Regions from separate parts of the Homo sapiens genome. Here region 1 is linked to region 2. Evidence: chromatin loops called from intact Hi-C (ENCODE). Cell type or tissue: endothelial cell of umbilical vein. All regions are shown on one strand. Links, peaks and the distances in the headings refer to the core of each region. The heading gives the core; the rest is flanking DNA.

Region 1 (2,907 bases), core at 96-2,595, 54 kb after region 2:
CGCCAGACTCATAGTGAGAAATGACAGCGAGAAAGAGGGAAAACTCACCAAGGAACCATGCAACTGCCGAAACGAGGGGCAGTGAGGGACGCAGTCTCGTGGTGTTACTGGAAAGGGGTCCCGATCCAGACCCCGAGAGAGAGTTCTTAGATCTCATGCAAGAGAGAATTCAGAGCAAGTCCATGAAGTGAAAGCAAGTTTATTAGGAAAGTAAAGGAATAAAAGAATGGCTACTCTATAGGCAGGGCAGCAGTATGAGCTGCTGGTTGCCCATTTTTATGATTATTTCTGGATTATATGCTAAATAAGGGGTGGATTATTCATTTCTGGGAAAGGGGTAGGCAATTCCCAGGAACTGAGGGTTCTTCCCCTTTTTAGAGGATATAGGGTAACTTCCTGATTTTGCCATGGCATTTGTAAACTGTCATGGTGCTGGTGCGAGTGTCTCTTAGCATGCTAATACATTATAATTAGCATATAATGAGCAGTGAGTATGGCCAGACGTCACTTTCATTGCCATCTTGGTTTTGGTGGGTTTTGGCCGGCTTCTGTACCACAACCTGTTTTAGCAGTAAGGCCTTTATGACCTGTATCTTGTGCTGACCTCTTATCTCATCCTGTGGCTAAGAATGCCTAACCTCCTGGGAATGCAGCCCAGCAGGTCTCAGATCCATTTGACCCAGCCCCTATTCAAGATGGAGTCGCTCTGGTTCATACGCCTCTGACAATGGCGTGTGGGGTCAAGGGTTAACTGAGCTGGTTCCCTTTCGGCAAGGTAATTTGATCGTGGGTTGACTTTCTAGTCCTGTTTCCCTGGTAACCTGAGAAAGTTGTCTATGCTACTCGAACAACATGGCTTATGATAAAAATAAATAATGATGGGGCTTGTGGAGGCTTAAGGAATAGGCTTATCCTTGGAGGAGGCTGGGGAACTCCCCGTCTCCAGCTCCAGTGGTCCAAGGGTGTGGAAGAGAAACAGCCACCACTTGAGAGGCTCCCAAGGAAACTGTGGTTTGTCCCACAGCACAGCAAATGTGGCTCATGGATTCTGGGTCCCAAAACAGAGCTCCGTGGGTCAGACCATCCCGAGGCAGAGGCTGGTCTCAGTGGGAGCAGCCGTGCACGGCTCTGCGTGAGAGCTCTGGTCACCCAGAGCCAGTCCAGCTCAGTAACCAAGCAAACCACATGCTCTTCTTTCTTGAATAATATTTTCCACAATAACACGCCTTAAGGAAATGCCAACGAAGCCCGGCCCACAGGTCAGAAAAATAATGAGGTCATTTAACAATGCAGACAGCCCGAGACTGAGGTAGCATTTGTGGCCACATTCTTGGACATGACATGAAACCATCTTCTTGTATTTCAGGGTCTCAAGAGGCCAAAGTCTCCTTCATGTGTTAATTCGGAGCTCAGTTCTGACTGGCTGGTGGCTGCTCCTTCCAGAGTTATCAGTTTTGGAGCTGAAGCAGCTCTTCAGAAAGACAGTGGTTTTCCCAAGACAGAGCAAGGCTGCAGCTGGTTGCTAAGCAAAGGGGGATCAAAACATCTGTCTGAAACAGAAGCTGCGAGCCAAGACAAAGCCAACTGGCAGACACACATCAGCCCGCTAAAGGACTCTCCTGTCCTCCCACTGCTGCTCCCTCACCAAAAAGTCCAGGCCACATGAAAGAGCCACGGAGTGAGGGGACACTCAGAACACATCACCCTCAGCAAATGCACTACCTCCCACCAACGCCATGCCCACATCACAACCCAGCCAGAGAAAATACAAGAAAGTTTGGTTTCCCGCAGTCAGAGCCAGAAACCCATCTGTGGGGAGGGTGGGTCCTCCCCCTTTCCCAGCACTTTCCACACCCCTCCCTGCACTGAGCTGTGGCCAAAGAGGGAGGCCAGCTCCCCTAACAAGAGGGCTTGAGCACAGGACTGGCCACTGAGTCTTTGTAGTTGAGTTTTTTCCCTTAAAAATAAGAAATCCAGGAAAACAGTTTGCACCTTAAAAAGCCAGGCCCAGTGCCACATATGCCTCGGGCAGAGCCAGTGACAGGGCCCAGCACAATGGGCAGTTCCTTACACTTCAGGATGAGGCAGAACAGGCAGGGCTGGGCTGTGTTTTCACTGGGCCTGGTAGCCCCAACCCTCCTACCCAACAGGGAACAAGAAAGAAGCACAAAAATACCCATTTCTCTCCAAGTGTGTGCACCTTCTCTTTTGACAAGAGGGAGGGGTGGAGCAATGTTTCCTAGCCACCAGGGAAGTCCTGGAGTGGGGCTTCCATGCTGCACTGCCTTGCACAATCACCCCTAATTTAGGTCCTAACAAATTAGGTCCTGCGGCTGCAGGTTCTGATCCTGGCTACTTTTCCAGTTTCTTCACTCACTTCTTCCTGAACCTGCCAAACCAGTTCCTCAGTTCCTCCCCAGCTCTTCTTCCTCTCTCAGGTGATTCCTCTTGGGAAGGCTCCTCCCACCTCAGGGCCGCCTCCCTATTTCCACATGAACATGAACACATTCACACATACTCCTCTAGAAGCCATGTGGTGCGACCCACGTATGCCTCCTTGTGCTACATGAGATCCAGGAAGGAGCACAGCTTTGGGAACTGAGGGAGCCTGAGCAGGGAAGCCACGCACCCTGTCACACTTCAATTTCACCACTCAGCAAAGGGTCTAGATGCCCACTGTGTGCCAGGCATGGTTCTAGGCTCTGGAGAAAAACAGGCAGTGAGGAAGCAATATGATGAGAACAGAGCGTAAGACAAGCCAAGCGAAGAAAATGCTTCATCTGTGGGATGCTGTTGGATGGAAGACTGAGCAGCCAGAAGGTCCTGGAGGCCTTGAGGAAAGGTTTCAGAAGAGTGGGAGGACACAGCCTGGCTGGAGTCACTTCAAGGGAGACTGGGAAGAGGGAA
Region 2 (2,907 bases), core at 104-2,603:
ACACCTAACCTGAACTTTCATCAAGAGAATTTTGTTTTTGAGACAGGATCTCAGTCTGTTGTCCAGGCTAGAGTGCAGTGGCACGATCATAGCTCACTGCTGCCTCAAACTCCTGGGCTCAAGCAATCCTCCCAACTCAGCCTCTCAAGTAATAGGGACTACAGGTACATGCCACCACATCTGGCTAATTTTTACTTATTTATTTTTCATAGAGACAGGGTCTTGCTATGTTGTCCAGGCTGGTCTCGAACTCCTGGCTTCAAGCAATCTTCCCACCTCAGCGTCCCAAAGTGTTGGGATTACAGGCATAAGCCACCGTGCCTGGGCTAGAGTCTTACACATGCAATGTGCACATGTGTGAAATGAATCTCTTATTTTGCTTGGTACCCACCCTTCTCAAAACTAGAACAACTGGCAGGAGAGCTCTCAACTCAGCATCCTGTTTTCAATCTAAGTGCTATATTGCATTATGCTAAACCACAACAAGGAGATACAACAAAACTTGCAGGCTTTGGAAAACATTCCTTGTATTGGAAGCTACTTTCTAAATATGTATGTTGAAATATTAGGGAGAGATTCCAATATTTATTCTTGATCACCAGCTTTTTAAAAGTAACCTTACATTTCAAATTTAAACATGTTGAAATGTAGTGCCTTAAACAAAACATAGGGAAATGATACAATGCAAAAAGCAGATGTCAAATTATCGTTTAATGGTGCAATCTTTATGCCTAAATATAGAAAAAACACTGGAAAAAAACACATGATGTCAAAAGTGGTAGAATTTTATATGATTCAAGTTCTTTTCTTCTTTAAACATCTTTCTCTTTTCCAAATTTCTGTAATGACACGTTTATGAGCGGAATTTTTTAAAGAGCTAATAATGATCATGAAAAAAATCATTTTTTTTCTTATGCAGTAAGAGAAAACATTCTCTTACTAACTTTAAGGGACAGTAGTAGAAAGACTATGGATTTTGAAGTGGGTAGTTTGAAGTTAGGCTTGCCTGCTGACTCCCTGGCCTAAGTTAAGGGTGAGCACCCTCCCGGGCTCCCGTCTCCACGTGCAGCTCCAGGCAGCCCTGGGGCGGGCTGTGTGTGGCTTCAGCCCTTGTGGGCTTTCTTTTGGGTCGGTCTGCCCAGAGAAGGTGCATCCCAGGCCTGGCTCTGACACGTGCAGGCTCTGCCCCTGGTGAGGGAGCCCACCGTGGCCACACATCCAAGCCACATCCCACAATGTGGCTCATCGGAAACAAGGCCCATTTCTGATCTCTTCCTGTCTCATTCCTGCCCCTTCTTCTCAACTGGTTCCAAAGCCCAGGGCCAGAAGGAAACTGTTATTACTCATTATTACTCACTATTCCTCATCATTACTCTATGCTGTCCCAACCCCAAACTCCCCTGATCAAATGATTCATCCCTTCTGAGCTGGCTCCTTCATCTATAAAGCAGGGCTACTTCCCCTCCTGCGGAGAATGGCGAGGAGGACTAAAAAGACGAGTGAAAGTGACAAGGACAGTGCTTGGTGTGTGGGACGTGGTTCCTCTTTCTTTCCCTTTATTGTAAAATGCTCGTTATTGGTGAGCTGAGAGGCCCTGCCGACCCAGGTAAGGGGACGCTGGCACCCAGGGCGTAAGGGAGCGCTGGCACCCAGGGTGTAAGGGGACGCTGGCACCAGCAGCAAGGTCGGCATCATACGGGCTTCTTCCTGGGTCACCCTGAGCATTGAGGCCTTTTTTTCACTTCCCCTGCCTACGGGTTACTGTCATAGGAAGCTACTTGGAAAACAGGAGTTTTTCGGGATACTGAGGAATCAGATTTCTATTTGGAAGCATCCTTCTCATCTTCAGGGAGGGACCAAGAGTTCAGCACACCCTGATGTGCACAGCAGCCGCCCGCAGAGCGGGGCGGGGAAGGAGAAGGGGTTCACTGTCCTGTGAGGAGAGACTGAGGCACCGCCCTGTGAAAGGTTAGCCCTTCCACCGAGACTCATCACCACACAGAGATGACAAGACCCCACTCAAGCAGCTGCAGCCAAAGTCCTGCTGCAAACAGCCCTCCTCAGATATGGAGCACATACAGCAAAGTGACAAGAGACCGCCTCGGCTAACAGGGGCACCCATGCAGCTCAGGCAAAGGAAAACAAGCATCCTCTGGGAAGAAAAACTATCTGTGTGAAGGTTTTGCGGGGGAAAGAAAGGATTTACTCTCAACCAAATCCATCAGAGAACCGCACGACTCTTGAGAGCGCAGTGATGTCCCAGAGAAGAGAATTGGGAAGCACCCAGGACAATGCACATGCCAGTCCAGGGACACCATCGAGGACCTGGGCAGCCTGCTTTCAGGGGGACCCTCATGGTGCCCCACTGCGGCCACTAGGCAGACATGTCACCTTATTTCCAAACGTTATCTCGAATGAGGGGAACATAGTCAGCAATGAACATGAGAGCAGCAGCACCTGCAAGGGAACGGGAGGGCTCCTGCCTCCAGCCCAGTGTCGTGGGTAAGAAGCATTACAGAAGAGACTTCCTGGACACAGTAGCTGCCTGTAGAAAGACTCACCCTTTCAGCAGCTTGTCCTGTGATTTGCAGAAGAGATCTAAGTGTACCCCTAGATTTAGGAATGCTTTCCAAGGGGCAAGGCAGCCTCTGGGGTGCTTGTGAGGAGAGAGAGGTCTCATTCTCTGTGGTACGTGCATCTCACACACCATGCATTACCAGGATTCTGAAAAATCTGCAGTCTATGCAAATGTGCTTCAACTAGATGTATGTATTTTTTAAGAAAGCTCCTAAACATAGGAGGGTTCCTGAAGCGAACCCAGCATGACCCTTCCCTCTTGTTTTGGGTCAGCTTCGGGTAGAATATTTTTGTTTTTTGTTTGTTTTGTTTTGAGATGGAGTCTCGCTC

What was found. Hi-C counts contacts between places; a loop is a spot of excess contacts. Peaks named below come from ENCODE experiments on the same cell type or tissue, not always from the same donor. Only the 100,000 strongest peaks of a DNase experiment are listed, where the experiment ranks them.
Region 1: it touches region 2 in a loop (5-fold over the local background); 16 of 110 quality-filtered maps call a loop at or near these places.

Annotation. Positions count from the first base shown.
Region 1 is chr6:158,001,969-158,004,875 of GRCh38, reverse strand. All of the region lies in intron 1 of SYNJ2 (synaptojanin 2), which reads right to left. SYNJ2-IT1 (SYNJ2 intronic transcript 1) reads right to left here. Exons shown (of 3, transcript NR_046796.1): 3 at 2,493-2,702. Among named protein-coding and RNA genes, the nearest start is that of SYNJ2-IT1, 2.3 kb to the right of the region's middle. In endothelial cell of umbilical vein, for the core only: no CTCF peak of the experiment used is centred there; a DNase peak (open chromatin) is centred at 1,245; H3K27ac peaks cover 2,471 bases.
Region 2 is chr6:158,056,065-158,058,971 of GRCh38, reverse strand. The region is part of intron 6 of SYNJ2 (synaptojanin 2); the gene reads right to left. Among named protein-coding and RNA genes, the nearest start is that of SYNJ2-IT1, 56 kb to the right of the region's middle. In endothelial cell of umbilical vein, for the core only: no CTCF peak of the experiment used is centred there; a DNase peak (open chromatin) is centred at 1,321; H3K27ac peaks cover 2,349 bases.